2 separate regions of the Mus musculus genome follow, and region 2 is linked to region 1. A link is a loop called in an ENCODE intact Hi-C map of the cell type or tissue named here. Cell type or tissue: left cerebral cortex. All regions are shown on one strand. Each heading gives the region's core, and the rest is flanking DNA. Links, peaks and the distances in the headings are about the cores only. Region 1 holds the start of Riox1 (ribosomal oxygenase 1). Region 2 overlaps Psen1 (presenilin 1).

Region 1 (9,800 bases), core at 691-8,690:
ACAGATTGGACTAGTGAGTCCCCAGCTGACCAATAAGCTGCTCTGGGCTATCCACTATGAAGACTCACCAGGCGTGCGGCTGGAAGCCTGCCGGAGCATCCTAGCCCTCAAGCTTCACGGCGCCCAGGTCAGGGACACCTTCCTGGATGTGCTGCTTCTGGAGAAGCACGAGGCTGTTCTTAAGTAAGCCGTGACCGCCTGCACTGCCAGCTCCCCAACCCTTGATCATCACCTGCTCTGCTAAGCGGGTGACAAGCAAGCTCTGCCACAGTTAGACTGTCACCACTCCCATAACTCGTGTGTATTCCTCTTCCTCCTGGGAGTTTTAAGTTATTCATATATTCAACATGTATCCAGTCCTTACTGAGACAACAGATACTAGAGTTTCAATGCAATAGCTGTGAACCTGGAGGAAGCCTGCACCCACACTCTTAAGTGCTGCACCTCCCCGCGCCTCCCCTCAGCCCTGTCTCAATCCTCCAATGCAGAGAAGTCCACGCTAACGCTGTGGTGACAATTAATGGCATGTGGTAACTTTCCTAAAGGTGTTTAATAAACAATTGTCAATGCCTTCACACATCATTTCTGAAACTGCACAACAGCTCTGTAAGTTATCACATCATTTCTACAGAGAAGACTCAGTTAAACTATTGATGTGTGAAGTTTAGGATTCTCGCCTAATTCCAAATCCTCCATTGTTTACCACTATGCTTTCTTTTAGGACAGGGTCACAATATTTCACTATCTTTCAGGGAAATTCACCAGACAATGAAAGCACTCAACTTAGAAAAAGAAGGAAGTCAAGAAATGATTCAGGAGATCAAGAAAAAGGTAAAAAAAAAAAAAAAAAAAAAAATACAAACTGCGTTTCCAGGGCTTCGAGAGGCTTGCTATTAAGCATGATGTAATCAATTACTTTATTTTTTTTATGTTTCAGTTTTTCTGAGACAGATTTGCTATACAACTTAAAATTACCTCAAAGTTGAGCTCTTGCCTCAGCCTCCCAAGTGCTGAGATTAACAAGCAAGTAATACATGCTTGGCCTGATCAAATTACTTTAACGCTTTTTCCTAATGTTTTAATGTATTTCCTAATACAGTTGGTCAGTTGCTTTTTAAAACACTTTTCCCGTAGATCCAAACACTAAACCAAAAGGACATACTGACGGAGAAAATACTGAAGATGGAACTGGCCGTAAAAAAACTGAAAGAAACAGCTAAATGGGTTTACTCAGAACCCAAAGCGGACCAAAAACCGCTGGAATTCTACAGTTTTCTTCAGAAATTCAAACCTTCTGAGAGTAAGTTTCGGGGTGAAACTGAGGGTGAGCCCATTCCTTGACACTTCTCACAAAATGACCCCAGGATCTAGCCAAGATTTCATAGGGAGCCCTGAATAATTTCTATTCAGGACGGCTACTTATTCTCCATCTTAGTTTCCACGAACCCCCTGCCCACCCCCACCCCCACCCTTCTTATCTACCTGCAACTGTTGGAATTTAAAGAGTAGCTCTAGCTGAACTGACTTTAAAAGGACATATAGAAAAGCACAAGTCTTAGCCGGGCGTGGTGGGGCACACCTTTAATCCCAGCACTTGGGAGGCAGAGGCAAGTGATTTCTGAGTTCAAGGCCAGCCTGGTCTACAAACCGAGTTCCAGGACAGCCAGGGCTACACAGAGAAACCCTGTCCCGAAAAACCAAAAAAAACAAAACAAAACAAAACAAAACAACAACAACAACAACAAAAACCCAAAAAAGAAAAGCACAAGTCTTTATAAAAACAAGTAACTACAGTGTATGCTTGCTGAAGCACACACACACACACACACACACACCCGCCCCGGAAGTACACATTTAATCTTTTATAGTGGTCACCCTTGGAAAGTGGGGCTGGGAGGGGAACAGTCATTTTATGTTCTAATTTAAGGGAAGAAATACTTCCTAAAAACACTCAACCTTAAAAACTGAACCTAGCAGTTGTGATAGGCTCTTAAGAGGCCCAGACATACCCTAAATGGCAAAGGTGCAGGGGTCAAACTATACCAGAACATACTCACAAGATCTGTAAGCAGCAGCCTCAGATCACCACCCCAAACCCAGGTCTTCTGGCTCCAAGCACTGTTTCTGGCGCACCAGGCTCTCTTCCACCAATCATGAGAGCATGCACTTGCTGGGAAAGTTGTGTCCAACTGTGGTGGGGGGATGTGGTGGGGAAATATGAGAGTGGAAAATAATCTGAACACCAATCTTCCCCCTATGGCCAGCTTGCAAAAAGCTGGGTGACTAAAGCCTGTGAAAGCACAACTAGGTGACATGACGCTGTCCTTGTGGGAGCTAGCAATGCCAGTAAGTCACTGATTTCAACCAAGCGCTGAACAAATACCGTATGTATTTCAGAGCTGATTCTGCTAGTAAAAGATCTCCTGCTAGGACTGTTCAGATTGGACGGAGTTCAAGTATCATAACTAAAAGGAGTATGTTACCTCCAAAGCCAATCCACGGCCCCAACCAGATATGTTTCTCGTCTTTAATGGGAGTGATGCTAGGATAAGCCCAGGGCGGTGCACATGCCAAGTGTCCGCTTGCTCTACCCCAGCTCTCTCACCTTTGCAAAAGATACTCCTTTGACATCCTAAGCCATGCTTTCTTTGTTTTTTGTTTTGAGACAAGGTTTCTCTGTATAGCTCTGGCTGTCCTGGATCTCACTTTGTAGACCAGGCTGGCCTCAAACTCAGAAATCCGCCTGCCTCTGCCTCCCGAGTGCTGGGATTGAAACCAAGCCCGGCTACTAAGCCATGCTTTCATCTGAGCCATATTTTATCTTCTTCCTCGTCCCACACTTCTTCAAATCAATCCCCCCCAAAAAATCTAGGCTTAGAAAAGAAAGATGGTCTTTGGCACTTTTTTTTTTAATAAATCTGACGTTCATACAAACTTAACGCGCAGCACACTGACCCCAGCTCAGCCCCGCAAACTGATGAAATAGAACCCAAGGAAGCAACTTCCATATAAAACCCCCAATGTCTCCAGCAGAATGGCCCAGCCAATGCTACCCGGTACACTGGACACTGTAGGGAATGAAGCTGGTGCTCTGAAAGGACAGGGGTCAGGGCCACTTCTGCCACGAACTTTCCCCCTCAGCTTCAATTCCTGTGTTTACTTTTACACCTAGGTAAAAAGGTTCTTCTCCAGCCTGAAGTCTGCGACACTGAAAAAATCCTAAAGGTAAGCACAACCATACTGATGCTTAGCAAGGTAAGAACCCGACCTCTTTAAAAAGAGAGGCAACGGTAGTGGAGAGTCGCAACGGCACTCTTTCCAGCCATCCTCAAAAAACTAACTCGGAACTAGAGGTGTCTTGGTGAGTAGCAGCCCCTTATCATATAACATGGTTGCCAAGGAGAGCTGGTCTTCCACACTGTCACATGGCAAGTCCCCCACTCTCACAAACTCCGGGTAGGAGCGAAGCAAGAGTTCCATGGCGTCGGCTTGCTGGGGGTGGATTTCTAAGCACTTGGGTTCCTCTAGGTGATAAACTCGAGAGTTTTCCACCGTGTGATACAGGAACAATCGGCCTCCCTCTCCCACCAGCCGAGCTACGCCGTCCTGAAGCATGTGGACTTGGGTTTCAGTTGTCAGCTGGGCCCCCACATTGACGGGTTCTCCAGCCTCCCAGCGAACTGGGAGCCCGTGAACACTTAGAGCCCGTTCCCTATCGGTCAACACAGGGGGCAGGGAATCGTGAATGAAGTCTTTTGCTCTCTGGTCAGCCACAGCATCGACAGGAGCAAAGTGTCCCAGGCGAGCAACCAAGACCCGCACCTTTTCCATGAAAGCTGTCCTTCTAGGATCCTTAGAGTCGGAATGCTGGGCCCCCATGTAATCCATGAAGTCTCGGGGCAAGCCTCTGCGGAACTCCACGTTCTCCTCTATGGCCGCTTGCACTGCCAGAGGCAGTACAGCCTCCAGGAAGTCACCCCATGTATTGCGCTGGTAGGTGGACAAGGTGAGGTGTAGGGAGTGGACTCCATCCTGACATTCAGCTTGGTGAATGAAGCCCCGAGGAAAATAGAGCAGGTCTCCAGGTTCCAGTACCGTTTGCAGCACAGGCTCACCAAGGTCCTCCTGGCTGAAGTTGGGACTAGATGTCAGGGCCAACTCCTCACTCGGGTCCCGCGGTCGGTAGACGCGCCAGAGTTTCCGACCTTCCAGCTGCAACACGAAAGCCTCGATGTCATCGTAGTGAGGAGCAAAGCCCTGCGAGTCCGGGGGCGTGAGGTAGACGTTGGAGCCCGCCATGCTGCCAAACTGCTCCTGGAGCACGGCCAGAAACTGCCACACGGTGGGCGAGAAGGCTTGCGGGCACAGGAGGCGCAAGGAGCAGCCGGCTCGGTACAAGGACCACGCGGCGGCGGGAAGCGCGCGGCCCGGCGGGTTCAAGGTCTCCCGCCGTCCATCGACGTAGCGCGCGGCGTCCAGATGCTGCCCGAATTGCACGTCCTCGTAGCGCAGCATCGAGTCCAGGTCGGCGGTGGAGAAGAGACCCTCGTAGTAGCTGCGGTCCTGCCGCCGCACCAGCACCGCCTCCCGCTCCCACAGCCGCCGGTAGAAGTGGTCCGGAGGCAGGGGCGCCAGGAGCCACTCGAAGAGGCGGGCGGCGCGCCTCCGGCTGCTGGGGATGCCGTTCAGCTCCGTCAGTACCTGCTGCAGCGGCGAAGCCCGGGGTCGCCCCGGCTCATCCGCGTGCGAGCCCGGCGGCGGCGGAGCGGCCGTCCCCAGGTTCCGGGAGAGCGCAGCCCATCCCTCCACGCGGCTCGGCAGCGTCGCCGAAGCCGACCTCGGGCGCGCTGACACCGGCCGCGGCTCCGCCGACCGCGAGGCCTCCAGCAGCTCTGCCGGCCTCTTCCGCTTGCCCCGAACCGAGGCCACCGCCACTTTCGAGTCCGAGTCCTCGCTCCGGAGCGCGCGAGCTCTCAGCGCGGCCACGCGGGACGCCGCCGCACTTTTCCGGTGCCTTCGGATCTTCCGGGGCCGCAAGGGCAGGGCCAAGACCGACGCGCCGCGGGGCTGCGACTGCGGGTGCCGCCGGCGCCTCCCCCGCCCGCGCTTCAGCAGCGCCGCACCGTTGCCATTCGGTAGCTCGTCCATAGCGGGGCGGCCGGCGGGTCCCACGCTTCCGCGGCCGTGGTGCTTTCTGGGAAGGGGGCGAGTCCTTCGGCATTCCCTGGGTAGGCCAAGCCTACCGTCTTCCTGGGTCCTACAGCTAGCCCGGTTTGTCACCTTTTAAAACCGCGGTAGTATGCACTGGCAAGGCAAAATTCTCTACCAGATAAAGACTCCGTGTAAGAAAAGAAGGCACGAGGCATTTCAAAAGAAAACAACTTCATTCCTCTTTTTTGCTTTTCTGGGACAGAATCTTTCTACAGAAGCCGTAGCTATATAGTCCTAGAACTTATTAGGTGAGCCAAGTTGGCTTTGAACTCACAGAGATTTCTGTCTCTGCCTCGCGATTGCTGGGATTAAAGGTGTGCAGCGCTGAGCCTGGCTTCCTGTTTTAGTCCGCTTTCTCATTTTTGTGGTAGGCATTTTTGTTCCTAGGCAGTTTCCTGGTAGAATGGAATGAAGGCAAAGTTTGATATTCTGTATGAAGCACAGCTCTTACTGGCTCTCTTCACTGCAGAAAACTTCATTGTTAAGCCTCTCCTCTTCTTTTTCCTCTCTCTCCTCAGTTACAAAGCCTTGCCAGGTATGGTGGTTCATGCACGGGGAAGGCTGAGGTTACAGGGTGAGCCGCTTGTAATTAATATTCTTCCTCTGAAAAGGAAGTTAGGGACTTCTCCACTTTGTCAGTGTATTGCTACATAGTCCTTTCTAACCTCAAACTCCTGGGCTTGCCTCTCAATATGACATTGCAATAGGCTGTTTCTCCTCCTCCTCCTCTTCTTCAAGCTTCTGACTTTTTAAAAAGTTTGTGCATGCGTACGTGTATGTCTCAAGGAGGCCAGAGAAATCTCTTAGTACAGTAGTTTGTGGAAATCTCTCTCTGATCCTTGGATAGAGTCGTAAACACTCTTTAACCACTGAACCATCATCTCTAGCCCCCCGCAGACACCGCTTCTGCAAGCATTCTTGTGAGTGTGTGTGTGTGTGTGTGTGTGTGTGTGTGTGTGTGTGTGTGTGTGTGTGTATTTTACATATGTATGTACCACCATGCCTGGCAGAACATAGGTCTTGATTGGGCAGGATGGCAATACTTTCTCAGGGAGTTAGGTAGCTTAAATGAATTGATTGGAACCTGTGATGGTTAACACCGATTGTCAACTTGACAGGTGTTAGTGTTATTTTACATAGTGTGTTGCAGTTTTCCTCTTAACCCAGCTAACTCCCAAAGAATTGAGACTGGACTAGTATATTTACTCAAAAAGCTTTAAGGGCACAACAACTGAGCAGGTTACTCTATTTTAATCCTTTATGCTAATCTAGCACCTTCCCGACAGAATCTTCCTGATACTTGCAGCATTTTAGTACTGATCTGGTTCTCTGGGCTCCCGGACTGCTCTTTGTTTTTTCTTTCTCCTTTTCCTTATCTCTCTTGGAGTCTCTCCTCCCAGCCAATCCCCACTTCCTCTCTCGAACTCTGCAAATGTCCAGCCCTATTCTCTTTCGTGCTCATTCATTGGCTGATCAGTTCTTTACTGACCAATCAGGGAATTATTGTAGAGCAAGTTTTTCACCACATTGAGACATGAGATTCTCAGAATAAGGATTGCAAATATATATGGGGGTACAGAAGTCCACATTTGAATAATTCATGAATAATCTTTACATAGTACACAATAACATTATGACTACAGTCAGGATCTAGAATCACTAAAGAGGCAAGTCTCTGGGCACCTCTGTGAGAGATTGTTTACCTTAGGTTGAAGTAGGAAGACCCGCTGTAAAAGTGAGCAGTACCATCCATCCCATGGGCTGGCGTCCTGGAGTGGGTAAGAGGGGAAAGCAAGCAAGCGATCTGCACAGCGTCTTTATTCTCTGCTCTGAGTGAGGGTGAAGTGTGACTGGCTGCGACCTGCTCCTGCGGCCTCTTCTACCCTACCACGAGGGAACGTAGGTTCGCATAAATCCTCCCTTGAATTGGAAATATCTTTTCAGGTATTTTTTTGTCAAAGCTAGGGGAAAGTTACTGTAACAAACCTAATAGAGGAGCTATCCATATCAGATAAAGCCATCATGGGAGGTTGTGAAGGGTCTGCCCAGCACTGGGAGTGGGGTCTTAAAGCCGCCAGTGTCAGCCGGGCGTGGTGGCGCACGCCTTTAATCCCAGCACTCGGGAGGCAGAGGCAGGCAGATTTCTGAGTTCGAGGCCAGCCTGGTCTACAGAGTGAGTTCCAGGACAGCCAGGGCTACACAGAGAAACCCTGTCTCGAAAAACCAAAAAAAAAAAAAAAAAAAAAAAAAAAGCCTCCAGTGTCATCCCAAGTTCTGTGCCCTACAAGGAGGCTACAGGGGTCTGCCAGAAGGAGTCTCAGGAGGCATAGCCTTCCCTTTTTAATAACCACTGTTGTTGTTTTTTAAATTTAATTTAAAAGGTTTTTTGAGATTCATTGTATGTGTATGGGTGTTTTGCTTGTTTGCATGTCCATGGACCATATATAACTAGAAGAGGGTATCAGATCCCTCTTGGAACTGGAGTTATAGCTAGTTTTGATCTGCCAAGTTTTTAGCTAGGATGCTGGGAATCAAACCTGGGTCCCTGAAAGAGAAATTAATGCTTTTAATGACTGAGCCAAACCTCCGGGCCCCTTCTTCCTTTTTAAAGTGTGTGTGTGTGTGTGTGTGTGTGTGTGTGTCTACACTCACACATGTATGTGGATGCCAGAGATCAATGGCAGGTGTCCTCTTTGGGGACAAGATCTCTCACTGAACCTGAAGCTCAGGGCTTGGGCAGTCTGGCTCGCTAGTAAGCTTAGAAATCCTCCTGTCTTTGCCTCCCCAGTGCTGGGAGTACAAGCCTGGCTTTGCACATGGGCAGTAGGCTTCCAAACTCAGGTCACCATGCCTGCACAGTGAGCGCTCTACCCACTGAGCCACTCCCCAGCCCGAAGAACTTCCTTCCTTGTTGACATAAAGGCTGTGTGTACTGAGAGCATCCTGGTATTAGGATTGCTTGGGTAGATAGATACAGACAAAGGGCAGGTCATATTTGACACATTTGATAATTTGAATTAAATTATCTTTTCAAAAAGAAGGGGGGTTCCGGGTGACAACGGGCACAGCCTGTAGTGGACTTGGGGTTGTGTTGGGCTTCTCTGCTTATAAAGCTGAGGAGCTAGTGTTTAGCTACTAGAAGACTCTCTTTGTCATTTCCGCATGCTATACAAATATCTTCTCCTCCCAGTTTTTCCTGTGACCTCATCCTTTTCTTTTTTTGAACACGTTGCGATTTCCTTAAATAAAGAGTCTTGCTGCTATCTCTGTCTTCTCATTTCCCGTGAAGCTGGGAGTTGCCCTTTGGGATCTGACTTATCTCTACTTCCATCTCTTCTCCTGTGGCCCTGCTTAGTTCTCACCACAGAAGCAGCTATTAATAACGATCTCCGAACGTGTGTAGCACTGAGTGATTTGAAATGATGTCCTTAAATATATTGGGGTGGGGGGCGGTTGCTGTGGTGAAATAGGCTCTTATTGGCTTGGAATTCACCGTGTAGCCAGGCTGACCTCAAAGTCATGGAAATCCGTTTGCCTCAGCTTCCTCAGTGCTGAGATTACAGGCAAGAGCCACACTCAGCTCTGCAGTATTTTTATGAATGAAGTTAGGGAGAGGGAAATCAGGCAAAATAAGAATTACATCAGGATTTGTCTAGGGGTTACATGTGCCAGCATATGTCTGTATTTATGTGTTCCTACATACATCTATATATAATATGGATGAATGGTAGAACCATGATACCATGGTAATACAACAGTGATTATTATTGGTAAATCCAAGTATAAACTTTGGAGGACAAAATGCCGTTATCGATAATCACTGTTATGTTTCTTCAATTACTTCTACTTATAGTAATGTAGCCTTGTAAAGTGTTCACCCAAGGCTAGAGAGATGGCTCAGTGGTTATAATGAGTACTGCTCTTTCAGGGGACCAAAGTTTGGTTCCCAGCACCCACGTAGGTCGCTCACAACGTCCTGTAACTTCAGCTCCAGGATATTGACTCCCTCTTGTGGCTTGTACATACACCTGCACACATGTCCGAATACATACCCCTAGTCTTTCACACACAAATAATGAAATGTATCTTAAACAAACAAAGGATAAAAGTGTAAAAATTCATTTCTATGATGTGCACCTATAGTTCCAACTACGTGGGAGGCTGCAGTTGGAAGATCACATGAGTCCACAGACCCACCTGGCCAAAATAGTGAGATCCTGTCACAAAAAAAACAAAAAAAAAAAAAAAAACAAAAAACAAAAAAAAAAACATTGAACACATAAATATGTCACATGAATGCTCATTGTTGATGGTTTCAAAACTGTCCATTAGGCCGGGCGGTGGTGGTGCATGCCTTTAATCCTAGCACTTGGGAGGCAGAGGCAGGCAGATGTCTGAGTTCGAGGCCAGCCTGGTTTACAGAGTGAGTTTCAGAACAGCCAGGGCTACCTAGAGAAACCCTGTCTCGGAAAAAAAAAAAAAATAGGAGACAGCTTTTTCTTTTTTTTTCTTTTTTCTTTTCTTTTCTTTCTTTTTTTTTGAGACCGGGTTTCTCTGGGTAGCCCTGGCTGTCCTGGAACTTTATCTGT
Region 2 (8,000 bases), core at 1-8,000, 240 kb after region 1:
AGCAATTGTTTCTGTTAGCCTATGGCTTTGCTTCCCTCGGTACTGTAGTATAAGAAGGCTATGAGAAATACACTTGATGCTGGTGTGGTATTGACCTGCAGCCCTCCCATACCTGTCCCTTGCATATATTTTTTTTATCTTTCCTATGATCATCCTCACTCCCCCCTCATAGGACTGTTTTATTTTGAACTGGCCGCCCTGTTCCTTTCTAGAAGACACTAATCTTAATAGTTGAATACAATCTCAAATACAGTTAGAAGTGACAAAGAAAAGGAAAAATTCTTAGAAGCCCTCTTTTCCCTAAAAAAAAAAAAAAATTTTAAAGGAAAATAGAAATCAGGTCAGGTGGCATGAGGGTCAAAGGCAGTTTTTGGCATGTGCCAATCTTCAACTGCTCACGTGCATGCAAAATGACTCTAATAAACTCTTCAAAGATATAAACTCAAAATGACCAGAAATCACTCATTCACGGTATAAATCACCATGAGTAAAAGTCAATAGAATTATCCTTCCCCAAAACTTAAGATATCATAAAGACAGGAAACTAATAGGAAAAAAATTAAATCTGGACAAAAAGATTATACCCAAAATGATCTAACATCTTTAAAACAGACAAATATAAATTCTAGAAATGAAAACTATAACTACTAGATTTCAAGTAACAGTATTAACAAACCGTAGAAGATGCAAGGAAGTTGAAAATATACCTTAAGTACGGAAAGAGGGTGATGGGAGGGAGCATTAGCACTTTCATTAAAAGGACGAGGCATGGCTGAGTATTGCCTTTAATCCATGAGTCTGAGGCTAGCTTGGTCTACACATTGAGCTCTAGGACAGCCAGAATATGCAATGAGGTTCTATCTCAAAACAAACAACAATTAAAAAAGCCCCAAGACACTGGGGTACCTTTGTTTTTGTGGCACGTGAAATCAAGCTAAAGAAGTAGAAAGGCTAGCCTGGGGATGACTGGCCTAGAGGAACTTGGGAAAGGAAGTGACCAGTAAGAAAGAAGACAATGGATGAACAGGAGCAACATCAAAGCCAGCAAAGCAGGCCCCTGCACCCAGGCAGCAGATGTGCAGCTTGGTCTTCATGTGGGTACCCCAAAAACTGGAGCAGGAGATGTCCCCAAAGCTGTTGCCTATCTGTGAAATATGTTCCCTTCACTGGGCTGCACTGTCTGGCCTCAGTGGGAGAGGTTGCACCTAGACCTCAAAGACGTGATGTGATAGGGTGGGGGGAGACCCAATGGGGGCCTCCACCCTCTCAGAGGAGAAGGGGGAAGGGGACTGTGTGAGGGGAGGGCAGCAATTAGACTGTAAAATGAATTAAATAAATAAGTAAATAAAGTTTAAAAAAAAGTTAGCAAAGCAGACCTATTGAAGATAAGGGGATGGAGGATATGTGTTTGTAGATATCAAAGTAGAATTAATAAATCAACCAACAAACCATGGGTCCAATAAGCAATGACTTCTAGGCTGAAAGCACTGAATCAAAGTTGTCTTCAGGACAGCAAGATAGCTTTGTTGGTGAAGGCACTTGCTGGCAGGCGTGACAACTGAGGCAGGTCCTCTTGGATGACATTTATTTTCCTCTGATCTGAGACATTCCCTTTAGAAGCCTCAAACGAAATCAAAGGCCACATAGCTGAGGGAACAGAACCTCACAAGATTCCTGCGGCCCAGTCGGCAACAACATACAAAGGAGCAAACGACCGCTTGGGGTGGAGATTCTAGCAGCCCAAATGCAGAAAGGTAGCTGGGAGCTGCCCACAGCCATGCAGGGAGCTCCAGGGTGGCAGCTTTTTTTTTTTTTTTTTGGAGTGGCCCTCTCAGGGACAGAGCTGCTTTTGAATCATCCCTGCTCCTTGTAAGCAACCTCTCAGTGTAAGTATATCCTTGCCAGACAGTGTTAGCGCACGCCTTTAATCTCAGCACTCAGGAGGCAGAGGCAGGCAGATTTCTGAGTTCGAGGCCAGCCTGGTCTACAGAGTGAGTTCGAGGACAGCCAGGGCTACACAGAGAAACCCTGTCTCAAAAAAGAAAAAAAGAAAAGAAAAAAGTCTGTCCTTTGCCTCACTGGCTCGCTCGTCAGACCCCGGCTCAGTTGTTTTTACTTTGCTACTGAGTGCTACGCTCATCTTTTCTGGCGAGCAGATGTGTGCTGCAGGAAAAGTCTGTCACACAACATGGAAGGAGAGAAATGACTCCTGCAAACTCACCTCTGACTTCTACATATGAAGCATGGAACATACATGTCCACATGACATACACTATATAAACTTAATTTTAAAAAAATTTAAGGTTAGATCTGAGGGTACAAAATTAATCCAGAGAGTAAGTGATTTTGTTTCAAAGGTTTTTTTTTTTCCTTATGTGTATGCATGGTTTCCCTGTGCATGTGTGTATATGTATGCAGTAAGTGCCATTTGTGCCTGCCACCCCAGGAGCCAAAAGAGGTTGTTGTTGGATCCCCTGGAAACAGAGTGAGGAACGAATATGAGCCAAGACGTGGGAGTAGGAAACTAAATTCATCGGTTTCATGTCCTCTGCAAGAGCAGCCAGTGCTCCTACGGATAAACCATTTCTCCAGCCCTAATCAGGGCTCTCTGAGAAACAAAGGAGGGGAAAGCCTCCAGAGTCTGGGACTGGGTTGTGAGCCTGAGGGGAACTGCAGAGGAGGAAAGGAACCAAGGTCAGAACGCACACTAACAAGCCAATGGCGAGAGGATCCAGAAAAACCAAGTTTGCAAAGGCAGCGGATAGAACTAGGGAAGTATTGCCAAGCAGATAAACAGATTCCATGGGGGCGCCAAGGACCATGGCCTTTAGGAAAGAAGGACTAGGTTTGAGAGGAATTTTACATAATGCCTGTCAGTCAATCAAGGCCAAATTCTGAACGCGAATTCCCAAACTGATTCATTAGTCTCTGACCCACAGCAACTGTGACCCTGCCCCCACGCCTCATCTGGACAGCTGGGAAAGTAGGAGGTGTGCGCATGCACTGCTCGTGAGATGCCAAATGAAACACGGAGTACGCACATAGTCCATACAGTTGGCTTATTGTCATCAACAGATCAGTGCAGGAAAAACTGAAAACAGAGGCAAGGAGAGGTAGTTTACAGATGGTGGCCTCTTTCTCCATATGGAATGTAAAAGTACACAGAAACTAAGTAACTTCCCAAGATTACTAGGAAAAAAAACTCTCAGGAAATTCAATGCTGAGTCCACACCTCTGTATGTAGTACACAGGCAACTTTGAAAAATGAAAGGCAGGAAATCTGGAAGTGGGGGAGAATAAACGTGGAAGAAGGCAGAATTCTACCCCCAATAAAATCGTAAAAGGAGGCAAAAGAACAAGCCTGGTCCCTAATCAGCTGAGGTCCAGGATGTGTCCACTAAGGCCAAGAAAGGGACCAGGAGGTAAAGACTGGCAAGCAGACAGACACAGGTGCAGTGAGACGTGCGGAGAAAACCGCTGCACAACACGCTATTTGTCAGGTGGTGGCGGCGCAGATCTTTAATCTCAACGCTGGGGAGGCAGAGGCAGGTGAATCTTTTGAGTTTGAGACCAGCCTGGTCTACAGAGTGAGTTTGAGGCCAGCCAGGGCTACACAGAGAAACCCTGTCTCAAAAAACAAAACAAAACAAAACAAAACAAACCCCAAAGAAAAATCTAGGAGAAAATAATGTAGACAGAGAGTAAACTTCAATACGGAGAGTTAACATTTACTGTTCCTACTACTGAGGACGACCTGAAGATTCCATGACCAGTATTGATTTGTTGATTTTCTGAGGTTTGAGTATGAAGCATGTGCTGGGTGGCTGAGGTCCAGGACGCAGTTGCTTACTGAGGGAGGGAGGGAGGGAGGGAGGGAGGGGAGGAGGAGGGGGAAGGAGGGGGGAGAAGAGAGGGAGAAGAGAGGGGAGGAGAGGGAGAGAGGGGGACAGGCTGGGAGGCTGGGCCTGCATCTCTGCTGCAACTTCTCCCTGTGCCCATTGACCAAGGTAAGAAGCAGGGCTGCTCTGAGAGACTAAGCAAATGATGCTGGTTCTCAAGTGAGGGGCCAGTCACTACTGCGTTCAGTAGCAGCATCTGAAGGTGGCTTATGGGGCACTTAAATTCTATAGCACTATTTGTTAAGGACAATATATACAAAAGTCTTTGGAATGCCATAGGCACACTATAAATCAAAATACTGAAAACATGTGACCTTACATGAAAACACCTGTTTTCCATGTATGTCTTCTGGTACTTTCAACATGCTTCAGAATAAAAGGAAAAATAACTTAGATCCAAAATATAAGACACTTCCTCTTTGCTAGACCAAGTCAAGACAAGGAGGCTGTGAAGGGGCTCAGAACGTGACGCTTACAAGCTTGGAGATTTGATATCCAAAACCCAAGCAAAGATGGAAGGAAAAGATGCATTCCACAAAGTGGTCCTACCAACTGCACACGCACACTCTGACATGCACAGGCCTGCATACACATCTCCCCCGCCCCCAACTCTCCCACCCTTCCCCTCCCACACACACAAGGACAACCCATAGGCAGGTCAAGGCGGACAGCAGACTGCCTCGTGCTCACCTTGTAGCACCTGTATTTATACAGGACCACCAGGAGGATGGTCATAATGACAATGACACTGATCATGATGGCCGCATTCAGGATCGAGTGCAGGGCTCTTTGGCCTACAGTCTCAGTGTCTTCTGTGAATGGGGTGTAGATTCTACAGAGGGAAACAAAACACCAGAGTGTTAATGCATATGTCAAACAGCACACTCTTAAAACTGTAATTCACTGTGAGGTCTGCGGTTTAATGAGTCTTTTAGAAGGTGCCTTTTGCAGGTCATCAGTCAACCAAGGATATTTTTATTTGGTTGGTTAGTTTTTGACACAGAATCTAATAAGAAACCCCAAGCTAGCTTGGAACTCACCATGTAGCCCAGGCTGTACTTGAACACGTGATCTTCCTGCCTTTGAATTCCAAGTGTGGAGATTGTGGTCTGTACCACCCTAGCTCTAGGTAATATTTTTTTTTAAATGGTTTTAGAGCTTTGTTGTAGAAATGCAGGGGAAAGAGAGAAGGTAGAAAGAGAGAGAGAGGCCGGCCATGGCCATGTGGAGAGAGAGGGGAAGGGAGAGAGAGAAGGAGGGCTAGAGAGTAAGAAAGGTGAGGGCTAAAGAGAGGGAGGAGGGGTGAAGCAGCACTCAAATAATATTTTTAAATGTAGGCATATATTTTTATTTTAAATTGTGTGTGTGTGCATTGCGTGAATGTGGGCAGATGTTCATGAAGGGCAGAGGCACCCAATCCCTGAAGCTGGTTATGAGCTCTCTGACGTGGGTGTTATGGACCCCTCAGTACATCCACAAGAGTGGTGCACCCTCTTAACTGCTAAACCATTTCTCCAACCCTGTACCCAATAGTTTTTAGCTTAAGAAAAATAGCTATCCTCTAAAATAACGTCTTCTGAGTAAGAGGAAATAGACTATGAAGAGATGAACTCACAGGTAGGCACTGGCTCCATCTAGTGGATGCTTTGTTCTGAAATAATGATCTCACCCAAGGTTTTCTCCATAGCTTAATAGACTCTGTTAAATAACCAGATGCTGCCACAGTAACTACTAAGGCTGGACAACAGTTATTAGAGAGAGGTCACAGGGTTTAAGCAATGGTTTTTTATCTCTAGGGTGACCATTATTGGAGTTGTCTTCTCGTATTTCATTTACATAAAAATACCTTTTTTAAAAATATTTATTTTATTTATATGAGTACACTGTAGCTGTCTTCAGACACACCAGAAGAGTGCATCAGATCCCATTACAGAAGGATGTGAGCCACCATGTGGTTGCTGGGAATTGAACTCAGGACCTCTAGAGGAGCAGTCAGTGCTCTTAACTGCTGAGCCATCTCGACAGCCCCACATAAAAATGCCTTAATTCCAAGTGCCAAGGCTTCCAGCACAATGACCTTACTTCTGCCCTTACAGCAGGTGTGGCCATGAGACTGCATAGTGACCAAGGAACTCTGAACAAGCTATAGAGGTAGTTCCTGCAGGGAGTGCTCTCGGCTACATGATGCCTATGTCCCCTTCTCAACTCCCTCCTGCTGTCAAATGAAAACTGAGGCTCTAGTCTGGACCCTAAGGAAATCTAGGACCTAAGCTGAAGAGAGGAGCACACATGCTTTGTGAATAAAAGACCCGGATACCAATCTGGACTGCCTACCCCTGCACTGCTCTGTGGGAGAAAGAGGAATGTCATTTGAGTTTCTATAACAGTCTCGTAAAACAGGGTATGGTGGCACACACCTGTAATCCTCACACTCAGGAGGCTGAGGCAGGATCAGAAAGTTGAGACTAGCCAAGACTACACAGTGGATTCCAGACTAGCCTGAGAAACAGTGAAAACAGGCTGTTATGAGAAATACTAGGATCTACTCCCAGTAGATGAAGGCAGTTGTCTTTAAAGACTTAACACACAAGCCAAGATAGGGACCATAGGAATGTGGTTGCTTTGCTGTGTCGCTCAGCCTGGCCTGGAATCTGCATCAGCACAAGATGGACTTGAGTTCCTGACTGACCCGTCTCACTGCCAAGTGATTAGGCATATGCCATCATGCTTGTGTCTCAATCACCACATGGTGGTCCCCCAAAGCCATGGTTCCTAAACCTCTAAACTTCCATGAGCCATTTGCTAAGTGCTAGGATTTCAGGCCCTGCTACCATGTCTGCTGGCTCACAAGTAAGAATTCAAAAGGTTAGAACTAAAACAACAACAACAACAAAACCAAGACATCACATCATCACTGCCATCATCCCCACTGCCTCTGGCCATCAGGAAAGATGGAAGATGGTCCACAGATCTTTGAGAGGATAACAACAAGCTACGAGGAAAAGCCACACCAGCCCAGAGAACGAAGCACTTATACATACAGCTGACCGTCCTTCCGGGTATAGAAGCTGACTGATTTGATGGTGGCCACGACGACGACCATGCAGAGGGTCACGGGGACAAAGAGCATGATGACATGCTTGGCTCCATATTTCAATGTCAGCTCTTCGTCTTCCTCCTCATCTTGTTCCACCACCTGTCTTGAGTTACTCTGGGGCCGCCCATTAGATATTGGCTCAGGGTTGTCAAGTCTCTGCCTGTCATGCTGCTGCTGCCGTTCTTGGCTGTCATTCTAAAGAACGAGAAATGCATTCAGTAAGCCGGACTCTCAGCACAAGGCATCCTGGAAGACATACACCTGGGATGTGTGGTAACGGCTCCACCAGGACTCCTTACAGACAGTGCTAATGTCTGGATTATTATTTACTGCTGTCCCCGAGGAAGCCAGGCCCTCCCTCCCGCTTACCTGGGTCCTGGCTCACTTCACCCCTCCTTCTATTCTCCTCCTCAGGCAACCATTCCCCCCTTTGGAGGCTTGGCTTAAATACTATATACTTGTACCAACACTTCTTCTTTATGATTTCTTTATTTTGTGTATAGGTGTTTTTCCTCCATACATTTCTATGCACCACACATACACCTATGTCTACAGAGGCCAGAAGAGGGCATCAGATGATCCCCTGGAACTGGAGTTAAAGATGGTTGTAAGCTGCCATGTAGGAATTGGGAATTGAACTTGGGTCCTCTGGAAGAGCAAGTGCTCTTAACCACCACAGAGCCAACTTTCCGCCTCCAAATGTTCTTCATGCAGCTACAAACTTAGTAATCTCATCTTTTCAAATTCATGAAGTACTCCCTACCTGATTTTAGTATTGTTGTTGTTATTTTAATTTTCCCAGACAAGGTTTCTCATGTATTCCAAGCTGTCCTGGCTATAGTCTCATTCTGTAGACCAGGCTGGCCTCGAACTCCAAGATCTACCTGCCTCTGCCTCCCGAGTGCTGGGACTCATTATTAATAGTACTTTAAAAAGCATATAGTGGTGTTCAAGATATCTCTCCATATTCTTTCTCACAACACCATGTAAGACTACAATTATGG

Evidence for each region. Peaks named below come from ENCODE experiments on the same cell type or tissue, not always from the same donor. Only the 100,000 strongest peaks of a DNase experiment are listed, where the experiment ranks them.
Region 2: it touches region 1 in a loop (4-fold over the local background); 5 of 42 quality-filtered maps call a loop at or near these places.

What each region holds. Positions count from the first base shown.
Region 1 is chr12:83,946,040-83,955,839 of GRCm38, reverse strand. Heatr4 (HEAT repeat containing 4) reads left to right here. Exons shown (of 17, transcript NM_001376939.1): 13 at 1-183; 14 at 753-831; 15 at 1,135-1,300; 16 at 3,173-3,225. Riox1 (ribosomal oxygenase 1) reads right to left here and starts at 5,232. Exons shown (of 1, transcript NM_023633.3): 1 at 2,887-5,232. The coding sequence starts at 5,148. The coding sequence ends at 3,337. In left cerebral cortex, for the core only: no CTCF peak of the experiment used is centred there; DNase peaks (open chromatin) are centred at 4,342, 5,201 and 8,459; H3K4me3 peaks cover 2,214 bases; H3K27ac peaks cover 1,424 bases.
Region 2 is chr12:83,711,495-83,719,494 of GRCm38, reverse strand. Psen1 (presenilin 1) reads right to left here. Exons shown (of 12, transcript NM_001362271.1): 4 at 6,941-7,191; 5 at 4,590-4,731. Among named protein-coding and RNA genes, the nearest start is that of Psen1, 27 kb to the right of the region's middle. In left cerebral cortex, for the core only: a CTCF peak has its summit at 5,538 (motif pointing left); DNase peaks (open chromatin) are centred at 2,515, 3,001 and 5,537; H3K27ac peaks cover 1,052 bases.